Regions from separate parts of the Mus musculus genome. Here region 2 is linked to region 1. A link is a contact called in ENCODE Hi-C or POLR2A ChIA-PET data. All regions are on one chromosome and are shown on one strand. The core of a region is the stretch at or near the end of the contact, and the rest is flanking DNA. Distances in the headings are between cores, read along the strand shown. Region 1 holds the start of Itk (IL2 inducible T cell kinase). Region 2 holds the start of Med7 (mediator complex subunit 7).

What was found. Hi-C counts contacts between places; a loop is a spot of excess contacts on that map. ChIA-PET counts read pairs that join two places held with the same protein, here RNA polymerase II (POLR2A).
Region 2: a loop to region 1 is called in a map of CH12.LX, with 2.8 times the contacts of the local background. The contact joins the promoter of Med7 here to the promoter of Itk in region 1. A Hi-C loop is called at or near these places in 8 of 37 maps with a recorded cell type or tissue (CH12.LX, T-helper 1 cell, T-helper 17 cell and 4 more). POLR2A ChIA-PET finds 5 or more read pairs at or near these places in 1 of 5 experiments (embryonic stem cell).

Annotation. Positions count from the first base shown.
Region 1 is chr11:46,386,639-46,393,831 of GRCm38, reverse strand. Itk (IL2 inducible T cell kinase) reads left to right here and starts at 4,317. Exons shown (of 17, transcript NM_010583.3): 1 at 4,317-4,559. The coding sequence starts at 4,422.
Region 2 is chr11:46,435,440-46,442,269 of GRCm38, reverse strand. It overlaps Med7 (mediator complex subunit 7), which reads right to left and starts at 5,309. Exons shown (of 3, transcript NM_025426.3): 1 at 5,079-5,309; 2 at 2,295-2,464; 3 at 1-1,707. The coding sequence starts at 1,690. The coding sequence ends at 989.

The sequences.
Region 1 (7,193 bases), core at 3,068-5,567:
AGTTGTAAACCACCTGTCCTGGATCCTAGAAAGCAGACCAGGTCCTCTTGGTCCATGAGTAGTGTATGCCATTTACTGCTGAGCCACTTCTCCAGCCCCGTGCTTAAGAGTTTGGATGAGCAACTCTGACCAGGAACTGGTCTGCTGGTCGGTAGTGTTCATTATAGATGCCAGTGTGTGGACTACAGTAACAAACCCCAGTGTTCATCACCCGGTCACAGCAGTTGTCACTTCAGGAACGTCATTTCCTATGTCTCCTCCCTGGCCTCCACTGCATGCTAACAAAGCAGATCTCAGCACTGGATTATTGTGTCAATCATTTAGTGCACACCTATAAAATGTGCAGCAATAGTGTCAGTAGCATGCCTTAAAATGTAGCAGTGGTTCCTAGATTTCATCACATACCCAGTCAGTGTTTAAATTCCCCAAGATGGCTCATAATACCTTTACACAGCTAATTGTTTGGCTCTGAATTCTAAGTCTGCCCATATTGGAACCATGTCCTAAGGTCTTTTTCTCATCGACAGATTCCCACCCATTTTATTTGATGGGGATCCTGGTTTTTTTGCCCTTAGCATTTGGTGTATTCTGGACTTACCCAGTTACGTCTTTTCCTGTTCTCTTCCATGTTCATCTCTTGAGCTTCCTGGCAGGTCAGATTTAGATCTAAACCTCTGACCAGAGTCATATGTGACTCTGTTCTCTCTCGACAAGGCATCTGTGTGGGTGGCTTGCCTGCTTCCTAGCAAATTACAACAGAAACCACGTAGCATCTGCTTGTGTCTGTCCTGGGAAGATGGTCAGCCTGTCACTGTGCGGTCACTTCTTACTGATTGTACATTTCCGTACTGACCTGTGACACAGCGAGTTTAACATTCACTAGGGTCATCAGCCACGTGCAGATTGTGGAGTAGTCTTTCCTGCTTCACTTAAAATTATTAAATAGTTGATGACTAAACTGAAGTGTACTCTTTCATGAGAAGCAGAAGACCCTCATTTATTTTTGTTTTCAGTCTCCAGAATATTAAGTTGGCTATTCACCGCCCTCTGAAAGTTGTCACTGGGATGGGCTGTTTTCAGTTTTCTTTTCAACTAACTCATCACACTTTTTTTTTTTTGATGCTTAAAACTGTTCTATCCTTGGCTAATCAGAGTTCTCTTGTATTGTTGGGATTTTAGTTATTGATCTTTTATTGTTTTTTTCCTCTGCGTGTGGTATATGTGTATGTGTGTGGTGTATGGCCACATGTACAGGTGTACCCATGCACAGGCCAGATGAAAGCTTCAGGTGTCTTCTATCATCCTCTGTGTTCTTCAGTGGCTGCAAGGCCTCTCTCTGTTTCTCGTCTAAGCTGGCAGCCGTCTAGCTCTAGGACTCTATCTACCTGTCTCTACCCTTCAAAGAGCTGCCATGCAGGAGACTATTCCTGGCTTGTTCTGTGGATGCTAGGACCTGAACTACAGTCCTCGTGTTATAAAGCAAGTGTTCTTAACCACTGTGGCGTCTCCCCAGCTTCCTCTGCATTAGTGTTTGCTTTTCATTCAGGCTGGGTATCACCATGTAGCCTCGTGCTGGTTACAGGTGCCAGTATGAGCTTTTGGAATTTGTCTCCTGTAAACTAAACTTTTAAAACCAAAATAAAAATAAGGAGATTCTTGGTCTTACTATGACAGAGAAAATATTGGAAGTTCTAACATTACATTTAAGAGTGGACATAGAATAGTCCCTGTAAGTAGTTTGCAGTGCTCTATGTTGTAGAAAATGAAATTATTGCTTATTGTACTATATGGAGACTTTGCAAATGAAGGACAGTGGTACCTCATATTCTGCTTTCCCTGGTGAAAGTACCATATAAAGTCTGTCAATCATTGCACCTGAATCAATCTGGTATAAACCTACCCTTTCCAAAGTAATTTACATTATAGTTGAGAAGATAGTATATGAGACTACATGATATTAGAGTTGGGTATGCTACCAGTAACAGAAACTAAAATAACAGGGCCCGAGAAAATATTAATGGTGTGTTTCTTTTTATGTTAAAAGAGATGATCCTCTGCTTCTGAGCCTCTCGTCTGAGAGGAAGTGTGAAGAGGCACTCCACTGCTAGCGTGAGTGACCAGATCTGTGGTCATCACAGCCTCAGACTCCTCCTATCGGGGATCCATTGCTCTCACGTGTAACCTCCACAGTATGTAGTATAAAATAGTTCTTCCAGCTCCAACCATCAAGTTGACACCCTAGTCAGTAGTAGGAAAGGGAGGAGATCAGGAGATGCCCTTTAAGGACCCCCCTGCTTTTCTTGAGACGGCCTCCTGAGAGCTGAGATTACAGATGCACAGCACCACATCCCGCCAGGATGCTTCCATTTCTGCCATATTCTCTTGTTCAGAAAAGAGTTGTATGGCTATACCAAGTTACAGAAAAAGCTAAAAACGATGTCGTCTTTAGGCAGGCTGCCCAGATGTCCAGATAATCTTCAGGCAATCAGTTACCCTAGAGAAAGGAAAGAGAAGGAAATTAGTATTTTTTGCTACAAACTGTAGTTTAAAAAGTCTACCTCTGGCCGGGCGTGGTGGCTCACGCCTTTAATCCCAGCACTCGGGAGGCAGAGGCAGGTAGATTTCTGAGTTTGAGGCCAGCCTGGTCTACAAAGTGAGTTCCAGGACAGCCAGGGCTATACAGAGAAACCTTGTCTCGAAAAACCAAAAAAAAAAAAAAAAAAAAAAAAAAAAAAAAGTCTACCTCTTTTGTACATATTTTTCTGTCTTAAAATCTCAGCTTATCCCTTCTCTCCCCTCCCCTCCCCTTCCCTTTCCTCTCTTCCTCTTCCCTCCCCGCCTCTTTTTGCCTTCATTATTCAGCAGCATCCAATGTATGATGTGAAAGGAGGCTGCAATTAGCAATTACATCTAAAACTACACAGGAAAGTTGTACTGCCTCCCTCCCTTTGTCTCGTCCTCTGTTCTTCTCTGATGAGCTGCCTCTGCCTGCCCCGGGACTTCTTGGCTATTAACTTCCTGGTCACATAAGTTCTACACCATAACATTATCCTGACTCAAAGGTCAGACCCTGTGAATTGTCCACAGGGCAGATAAGCTTTAGTTCCCAAAGAGCCCTTACAAGGAGGTAGCTTGCTGTCTGTCTGTGTGTCCTGCCTCCTCATTAGAGTCCTTATGGCAGAGGAAAATAGGAGAGAGGATTCCATGTGGGAAAGTCTGAAAGGCTTCCCAGAGAACGTTGCAGGTCGGCGAGGCTGGCAGTATCTCATAGGCGCTCACTGGAAAAGAAAGAGACAAGAGAGAGTGTTCAGACACAGGACACTGCATTTTTGAAGTAGCATACACAGAAGGAAGCCAGGCACACCAACGGTGTCCAAAGGGGCCCCTGCAGTGCCTCATACAAGACCCCTGTTGCTTCCTTTCATAGATGAAGGAACTGATATTCCAAGCCACTGGACAGTGGTAGGTAGTAGAGATGGAATTCAAACCGATAGGTAGAATAAACAGCCCTGTGCAGATCTCTGCATGCCCTAATCCCTATAACCTGTGACTGTGTGTTGTTGGGTGATAAAGGGGAATTTACATTCCAAATGGAGTTATAGCGCCCATCTGCTGACCTTAAAATAGGGAGCCTGCCCTAGACGACCACTGTGAGAAGGGCCCAGTGTGGTTCTCAGGATCCTTAAATGGAGCAGAGGTAGGAGGAAGAGATTTTGGCAATACAGAGCAAGCAGGGCTCGACCTGCAGTTTGGGGGTTTGAAGATGGAGTAAAAGAGTCAAGACAGAGGCCACCAGAGTGTCCCTCAGTAGGGAGGATGGTCGCAGAGGCAGTGTCCCCTAGAGATCTGCAAGAAAGGCGCACAGTCCCACAGTCACCATGACTGTCACTCAACCAGACACATTTCAGACTTCTAAACTAGAGAATTGTAAGGCGCTTTGAGCCTTGTGGCTCTATGGCGCTTTGAGCCACTAAGCCTGTGGCAGGCAGTCCATGATAATAGCAATGGGAAACTTACATACAAGCTGAGCTCCATTGACCCCTGGATCCCTGTTCTTAGTCCCTTGTTTACATGACTTAACTGTTGTCAAGGCTAAACCAGGAGCTAGAAGAATTATAAGTGAACTCCTCTTATAATTCTAGGTTTCTTCAAACTTCTTTTTCAAACCATATAGCTAAGGGTACGCATGTGCCTCCCAGCTTGGTGAATTTTGAAAGGATGTGGTCATGGCCTTTGACATCAGAGGAGGGAGCTCAGCGGTGAGGCTGGCTGATGCTGATAGAAAAGATAAGGTTAGAGGCAAGTTGCCTTTGAACGACTCTCTAAAGATCAACTGCATCCTGTCTCAGTCTCCGCTGCTCCTCTCCTTCAGTCGCACTGCGGGGTGATGCCCAAGGCGCATCACTTTTCAGAACTGGACCATGAACAACTTCATCCTCCTGGAAGAACAGCTGATCAAGAAGTCCCAACAGAAGAGAAGGACTTCTCCCTCGAATTTTAAAGTTCGTTTCTTTGTCTTAACGAAAGCCAGCCTGGCCTACTTTGAGGACCGCCACGGGGTATGAGAAGGCTTACGTTGTGCTTTGTTTATTTTGTTTATTTATTTTGTTTATTTACTTTGTTCTGTGTTTGGACTGAGCTGATTCCTGAGATAAACTTGAACACCTGGGATGCAGGTACAGTGTGTTTTGGAAGCCACCAAGTAGAGTTAGAGATCGGAAGAAATGTGGAGAGTTCTGAGACTCCAGTGTCAGTTAGATTTGGCTATTTCAATTCTAAAATCTGTAGGTTTAACGTTCATACATTTCTTATGTGGTGAATGTTGTGGATAGGACTTGAAGTTTATGTAAACATGAAGTATATGTGGCATCTACAGTCTGTAGGACAGTAAAATATTAACTATGGCTTATTAAGACGTAAGGGGAAACCTAGCTCAACTTCCCTGTTTTACAAAAGAAGTGGTTCTTAGACTGTGAAGGGAGGTCCTATGTAAGATTTTCACGACTTGAACTCTGCTTATCTCAATGGTCATCACTGCCCTGAGGCCATGGGGTCCTACTTCCATTAAAGTGACATTCTAAAGTTGGAAGGAACAACCCTCTTTGTGGTAAAACATCTCAGGAGACTGGGGGTGTGGAACACAGAGTTTCTGCCTGCAGACCAGGGATCCCGCTAGAGTGTGTCGGCTCAGCTGGAGGCGTCTAATGACATCTTCGTGCACAGCAATAACAACAAAAGCAAGCGAGTGTGTGTTAATACTACAGTGTGACAGGAGCACTGGGTGGTGCTGGGAGCTTAGCCCATGGCTAAGTCCTCTCTGAGGCAGCCAAGGGCCAAGAGCATTGGCTGGGGCAAGACTTGGTCTTTTGAGAGTAGGGTTGCTTTCTAAAATAACCTAGGTCTATCTTGACTGCAAGTTACTCCGAGGCCAGAAGCTACTGGATCTGCTGACACTTGCTGCTAACGGCAGGGTGATTTAGGTAATGGTATATTGATGTCACACCCTTCTCAGTCCAGGCAGCCAGAAGCCCCTCTGACTAGGCTGGTTAACTCTGTGAACCAGAGAGGAAGGGAAGCGAAAGAATTAAGATGCTTTATACAGGCAAATATGCGCAGACACATATACATTCACACATATATTTACACTTTCATTCACATTCTTATTTGCACGTTAACACATTCACATTTTTGTTGGGCCCAATCACCTGTCTCATACACTCCACAAGCATTCATGCATGCTTACATACACACATACTCCTACGAACATACATATAGACAAACAGACATATACATCTGGATAGATAGATGGATGGATGGGCAGAGCCCCCCCCCCCCCAAGCCAAACTATCCAACTAACAACTTAATTTCTTTCCTCTGGCTTTTTTATACCTTCTCAGACAAAAATTTCTTTAGAAAATTACCTCAGAGATAAAATGTTACACAAATTTGAAGTTACAAAAAGATGTTGATATTTTAGCTCAAAGGAGTGTTTCATTCTATATGCTTGTTACAAGTTCAAAGCTTTTACATGGCCCTGGCTTATCATAGTTCATATCTGTGGTTGTATCCTTGGGCCTAAATGTTTTTCCTTGAACACAAATTTGTCCCAAGTCTATTTCTCTTTTTAGTATAATTATTAAAAGCTCATTGTATTTCTTATTATGCAGCCTTTTCTTACTATTCTGAGGAGTGGGCACATTCTATTCTTGACTGTAACCTTATTACAACTTTCTAGCAAAGCAACTAAGACCATCTCTTAAAACTTCCTAAAATTATTTGAATCAAATCGGGAATTCTATAGAATCATTATTAATTCATCTAAACAGCATTAATTCATGAACATTCATCTTTATGCTGATCTGAAGGAAATCTGATCAATAGGGTGGGCTAATGCCCAGGGACTGTTAGTTGCATAATGACAGGAAAGGCATATCAGTTGTAAGAAGCAATCCTAAGATGACATCTCTTTGGCCTTACCATAAAGCTCACCCATTGCGCACCATGCCAAAAATCCAACGTACCACCTCTAGGAAGGCCCCCTGCTAACCTTAACCTATCCTAGATGTCTCCTGACAGGGTGCGGGTCAAGTCGTCGCTGCACTTCCCACTGAGTGAGTCAGCCTGGGCAAATGTCCTCCATCAGACTCGTCTCCTTTGTAAATACAAGGACTAGACAGCAACCCCAAGTTCCACTCTTTCTTTCAAAATCTTTTGTTTTTGACACAGTGACGCTTGTTTAATTCTCCACAAACACTTTTCGAAGCTTGTTTGATTTCTCACCATATGGTTGTAGTATTTCTGCATCTTTAGAGGGGCTGGGCACTGATGAGTACTTAGGCTTTAGCTTGGTGCTCACCGAGATGAGGAGGCTTCTGTTCCCTGCTGGTGTCTCGCTAGAAGATCCACGTGAGGGGAGTGAGGTCCAGTCTATGAGGCTTTCCGTGAATGTGGAGCAAAGCACTTAGAGGGGGGAAAGGCCTAGCCTCATAAGTGTCAGGGAAAAGAATGCCTACCTCTCGAGAATCACTTGTCTTCAGCAGGGTCTCACTTACAACTTACCAATAGATGAGAGGCAGATAGAATAACATATGTTTAGGCCCCATTGGTGAGTGGCCAGGTAGGTGCCGAGCTGTGGGCCTGGGGGATTCCCCACATAGAACTAATAAGTCACATGGCATCAACTCTCTGTTTCT
Region 2 (6,830 bases), core at 4,060-6,559, 47 kb before region 1:
CTCTTGAGTCTAGTGTCATGAGGTATTTACTAGGGTGGATTTCAAGATTAGAAAACTGGAGTAGCTCTAGTTATGATTTCCAGTATGACAGACTAGAGGATAGAGAATGAAGTTCAGTACTTTGGCTATGAAACTGAATACCTACTTTCTAACTTGATTCTGCCACTTATTAGTTGGTTAAGTCAACTTCTCTGAACCTCTACTTCCTCATCTGTAATGACTAAAGACGGATTGAGTTGTGGGTAGCTTTGTGATTAGAACTGTGCTACCAACATATACATGTGTTTGAAAAGGATATAAACTGGACAAGGTGTTCTGATTAGATTACTTTGGAAGCAAGACTCTTCTGAGGGTGGTATGATGGCTAAGAGACTAGGATAGTCTTAGCAAACACAAACCAGAAAAGAAGCTATGTTGAGACTGAATAGCTACTCAATAGAGTTATCTTTTGGGGGAAGCCTGTATCCATCTGTGAAGGTGAAGTATGTACATTTCTCATAGAATTGGATCATAACCACATCATTACCTGACTGGGGCAAAAAAAGAGTCCCTAACAAATATTCTATGGAGAATAAGGAGGAGAAAAGCTGTGATACTGAGTTTGCTGGAACAGTAATCAGAAAAATAAACTTTCTATATTATTTTGGAATAAATCTAAACATTTTATAATTTCACATGTACACTTGATGCCCTTTATTAGTCTCGAAGCAAATAACTTTTTTTCCAAGAATGACAATTCGTTATTACTTCAAGTTTTTATTCCAACTCCAAAAAATAGGACTATCTCAAACAATAGCAAACATTCAGCTTTTTTATGGCAATTACTCAAATATACTTGCTGGCCTATGTTTAGTGTTAAATTACCACCTACAGCATTTCAATTGAAAAAAAGTCTCTTAGTATCTTTAGTTATACCTCTTAAGACTGTCTGAGAGGAAATAAACTAATATATGATGCTACTTACTAAAAGGAAAAAAAGGAATATTCTTCATGGCCTTTCATTCATTTCATCAATTAGCACACATAAGGCAGCATCTTTTTCTATAATCTGGTCCCTTCTGTGACCTGAACTTTCTCTTTGTTGTTCATTCTGTCCAGGACAATTGCTGTTATCATCAGTATCCATCGGCTCAGCTTTAACTCTCATCCCTGCTTCTGAATGGGGCAAATCATCGGGCAAAGAAGCCAAGCAATTCTGAATCATTTCAATGACTCGTTCCAGATGTTTCTGAAACCTCTCAGCTGTTTCAAGGCGCTGGCGTTTCTGGACCTCCATCATGACTCTCAAAGTCTCTCTTGCTTGGTGGGGTCGATATTCATTTATAAGATGATGTACATGTACAAAAAGTAGCTTAAGATCTTCTAGCTTTTCTTCTCGTTTTATACTCCCAGGACTTCTTATTAAGATGTCTAAAAGGTCTAAGAAATTAATCAGTATAGACATATTGAGTTTTCTCAGCTCTTTCTTATGATCAAATTGCATAGGATGAAGCCGTTCAATGCCCTGACTTTCTAAAGGGCGAATGATAAGATCATCACATTGGAACTGGTTGCCAAACATCATGTAGCTGTCTTTAATTGGAGGAGGAGGCTTGGGAGCCAAGCCTTCCTGAATATTTTCATCTGTATATTCCTTGATGTACTGCATTGGAGGCGGTGGAAGTGCACTCACTTGCTGTGGTTCACCCATTGTAGACAATCAAGAACCTAAAGAAACAGAGCACGATTCAGAACAGAATCATGAACACCACCTTCCTCCTGCTGCCCCCAATTAGTGACTTCAGAATATGTTCTTCCTTTTTCTGACAGTACACAGTCCAAGACAAGATGATCTTAGATTTTAAAATTAACATTTACAGCAGTGAATAGCTATCAATTATGTTCTAATTAAATATTATGTTAACATCCATGTATTTTCCTTTATTTCCTCAGGGTTTTCAACAGTAGTTAATAAAACAAAAGCTACATCTTTTTCCTCTATAGAGAATGTCTGAGGGAAATGGAAGCTGGGACAGCCCACATTAGCTCTCTATCTACTGGGGCTTGCGGGAAAAATCTTCAGATATAGGCCACATTTCAGTGGAAGACAGGCACCCACAATACCAGTAATGACAAAAACAAAACAATCCTTCCAGAGCACGGAAGACTTGTCAATTTCTCAAAAACAGACCGGGCAAAGTATACTGGGGGGGGGGGGGGGAGAAGAGCAGGGCAGGGTGTGAGGGAGGGAGAGGGTCTTGTGACATTTGTTACTGTGTCATGAAACTTCACTGATGAGAGAAAAAAGTACCAACCTAAGACCAGAGCAGCCTGATCAACACAACTACGATGTTCAGAAGTTCACTGTGGGTTCAGACCATATTATCTTCAAGTTTCCTGATAGGAAATACACCTTGAAAATTGAGAACGTGTTGACCACCCAAGACAACAGGTGTGCTAACTCACCCGATAGGGACAGATGATCCTGGCAAAGAGAAAATAAAGCAAAGCTTTATGAAGATCTGACGGTGGGGGGGAGAACAAAAAACAAAAAAACTTCCTTGTTAGGCTAATGGGATAGAGCAAGGAAGGTACAGAAAGTTGCACACCAAAGACTCTGCCTTCCAAAAGGTTTGCCCTTTGTCTACTTTGTGATAGCACCACAATTATGATTCTAACATTCAAGTGTAAAGACAGGTTCTGTAACTCACAGTGGACAATGGCAAGGTCATTTTTACTGCAGAATCACCGTTTAAACTACTTAGTCACTGACTCCCAGGTACCATGACTTCTTCACAATACTGCTCTGGTCCTACGGCCTGCTGTGTCCTGACTCTTAACTGTATTCACCCACGACTGCAGGTTTTTATCAGATAGTTTGTTTAACTGAATCAGACTTAAAAATGCTGAATTGTTATGTTTATTGCAGTGAAGATAACAGAAGTGAGAGCCTTGTTGCCCTAATATCTCTAACTATACACCCAAGTCGAGATATGCAAACTTTGTCTATGAAGGAAATTCTGAGAACACAAAACAGTATCACTTAGAAACCCTACTATTTTTTTGATCTCTTCAAGTCTTTCTCACCTGTTAAAGAGCACTCTTGCTGCCTGCCAGACTTCACGTGATGGTGAAGTAAGATCTGCTCTGCTTGTTTAGAAAAGGATGCTAGCACTAAGGACTCACATATTCTAGGTAATCTGACAAATGTAAAGCATACAAAGTGGAAAAACAAGCAGCAGAGTCCACCACAGGTTTGGCAGAGGACTTTATTTACTGTTATTTTTAAACATTTTTTTAAAAAGACCTAAACTGGGCATGATGGTTCCCGCTGTAGTCATGATGGGTCATGCTGTAGTCCCTGTGACTGAGAAGCTCGATAGCTCTAAGTTCAAGGCCAGTTTGGACTACACAGTGAGGCTGGGCCAGCCGGTGCTAAAGATCCATCTTTAAAAACTAAGTAAATATTTTTAAAATATATAAAAGTGGGAGTAAGATATGGTAGTGGTCTGTGAGGTATTAGAGGAGTGTGGAAGCGGGTATGATCAAAACACATGTGTGTTTGTGTGTGTGTGTATAAAATTCTCAAAGAACAAACATATTCTGAGAACTAAGGAAAAAGGGTCTGTATTTAGGGTGCTTTTATATGGTACATGATATACTATTTTTTCATGTCTGACTCCTTTTGGTAGGCATATGTTGGAACCTACTCTGGAAAAGAACATTTATATGCAAATGTCATATGCCTTATTTATTATTCTTTCCCATAATCAAACTACATATGGTATCTATTAATCTCATGTCGTTCACTTTCCTTTTTACTGTACAGTGGTCTCCAAACCCAAACACTTAAAACTCTCTTTACATCTTGACAAAAATCACCATTGTTGCTGGGCAGTGGTGGCGCACGCCTTTAATCCCAGCACTTGGGAGGCAGAGGCAGGTGAATTTCTGAGTTCGAGGCCAGCCTGGTCTACAGAGTGAGTTCCAGGACAGCCAAGGCTACGCAGAGAAATTCTGTCTCAAAAAAACAAACAAACAAACAACTATAACAAAACACCGTTGTTAAATTTCATATTTCAAATATTTTCCAAGGTTTCTGAAGGAAGCCACATCTTACAGTATAGTAGAGTTAGTATAGTACAGTTTTCTTAACACATTAGCAATTTTTACATCTTTTCTACATAAATTTAAAACCTAAATCCCAACATATATGGTCAAAATAACCTTTGCTTTTTCCAATTTAAGTACATTATACAATGAGAAGATTCTTGAGTGCTTTCTCACACTGATGTACACTGCCAATACCTTAAATCTGAGGGAAGCAACTCCAAATTCTTCAGATTGTCTAACTGTTAGAGCTAATTCAGGGTGTATATACCTAGAACACGAAAGTCTACTTGTAGCCACTTCAAGTCAACACCTGGCCTAAATTTCATCCCCCGAAGGCTTTTGAAGTTGGGGATCTGCGCTTCCCTTAGCCACACCCACACTAAACCCGCAGTTTCCCGAAGGTTTTTAGTAAGTGACAGATCCGCATCCTCACTCCAATCATCAGGACGGTACGACTACTCCCAATTTGACTATAGAGACAAGAAGCCAATTCCCAACGTGCAGAAGGGGGTGAATTGTACAACGGGAATCCGCATTAGTTTTTTCGGGCGCAAGTGCAAACCCCCGTAACTTGGGCATCCCGCGTTAGAGCGGGCCACCTTACAGAAACCGCCCATTACCGGTTCAAACTGAACTTTTCAAAGCCGCTGGAGGTCGTGACTCGCTAACACTAACAAGATCCAGTGTCTCGTGGGTGCTTTTTTTTTTGGGAGGGGGGGGGTCCGCAAGCTCAGACACTTGGCTCACTTTGTCCCCGTGACTGGGTCCCCGCGGAAAGTCTGGTACAGGATGAATCCGGCTCCGACCCAGGCTCTCGCTCCCCTCCCCCAGCCCCCGCGCTCCCAGGCGGCTACTGTCACTTTACCAATGGCGACAGGGCAGGCTAAGACCACGACATTATAAAAGCCCGTGGCGTGGGGACGAGAACTCGGACCTCCCAACCTCCCGTCTGGCTTGTCGTCCGGAGAGAGCGGTACTCGGTGTACCTTCGGCCGGCCGCCTGCCTCAGGCCCCGGGGAGGCTTCGCGGAGGAACCGGGAGGAAGGCTAGCCCGGGCGTCCCAGGCTGTCCCGCGCCGGACTTCGGCGCTCCACGCCGGGAGAGACGCAACCGCGGGGGCGGAGAGACAGACTTAGGCTGCGGTCGCCAACCGCCGCCGCCCGCTCACCTCAGCTCTTTCTTGCTTTTCCGGTAGTGACTTTTCCTCAGCGCAGCGGAAGCACAAGTTCCGGTTGCCTTCTCAGGAAGAAGCCTCTGACGCGGGCCTCTCATTGGCTACCAAGGCTGTCCTATAGCAGGTCCTACTCCCGCCCTAAAGATGTTGCACATGCGCACTTTCGCATCTCCTGCTTCTCTCGGGAAAGATCCGCTGTCTGGTTTCTTGGTCAGGTCAGGAGAATACTTCTTCGTACTTTTTGTTAGTAGAAGAAAGTACTCTCTAGTAATTCCATTCCTTGCAGCCCCCACTTTTATACGAGACTTTTAAAATTAAATACTTGCCTTATGTAAAAGTCAGAAAATACAGATAAGCAATATATTTAAAAATTATACTAATGTAATCATCAAAAATGTTTTTTAAAAGCAAGATTGTACTCTATGATATATTCATATATATGGAGATATTTGTGAACATGATTAAGAATAACATCCTAAACCTTCATTTTCCCCCTTCCATTCACTTTTATTTTCATTTAGGAATTCAAAGATGTCTATAACAATCCTTCCACAAATTGACAAGTGAAAAAAACTTAATATAATTTTTTAAAATGGAGGGAGTGGGTAATTTCACTGTGTAGCCCAGGCTGGCTTCAGATGTCTCTTCCCAGCCTCTGGAAAGCCAGAGGTATAGAAATGAGCCATCAGGACTAGCAAGAAATATTTCCATTTTGGCCTTTCCCTGAGGGAGAGGAGGAGGGGGAGGGAGGAGAGAGAGAAGAGTTGTTAACAGATGATATGGGAGTCGTAAGATGCAGTGTTGCAAACTAAAAGTAAGATAAACAGCTCTGCTTCACAAACAAGAATGTCTCAGTTTCTTCCTTTAAATATGTGGAGCATTGCAGGCATAAAAACAAAAGAAGAGTCTACTCACTACCAACTTCCATAGTTATATGAGCCCCATCATTTTGTCTCTAGTCTGGTATGAACCTCTAAAAGGTAAGGGCTCTTCGTTTTTTCCTATACCCACAGATTTATTATCTTACTGAAAGTGTACTAGGGGTTATTACACTGATAGAATGAATGTGTGTATGCACATGGATATATATGTATATATGACTTATCCGAGTGACTTACAAGATGCAGTTCAAGTAGTCCAGCAATGGCTGTCTCAGCCCTGAAAGGCTGAGAATCCTGTAGTTGCTCAGTCTAAGAGGCTGGATGTCTCAACAGACCCCCACCTGGCATTGGAGACCTGGAAGATTCCTGGAGAGCCACAGGTCTTCAGTCCATGTTGGAATCCCAAAGAAGTTTGGTTCTAATACTGGCAAAGGAATGGCACAGCAGTGGTACAGATGAAGTTGCCAGTGAGTGTTAGAGCAAGCAACCAAAGAGCAGTTTCCTTTCTTCATGTCCTTTTATCTGGGCAGCCACAAGAAAATGCCACTCAGTCTTTCTGCTTCTAAAGATTAGCCATCACCCAAAGATAAGTTCATGGGTGGAGAGCTTGCCTAGAATAATACATATAAGACAACCCCAGTACTACATAAGGGATAGCCATGTCATGTTAGGGACTGGTTAAA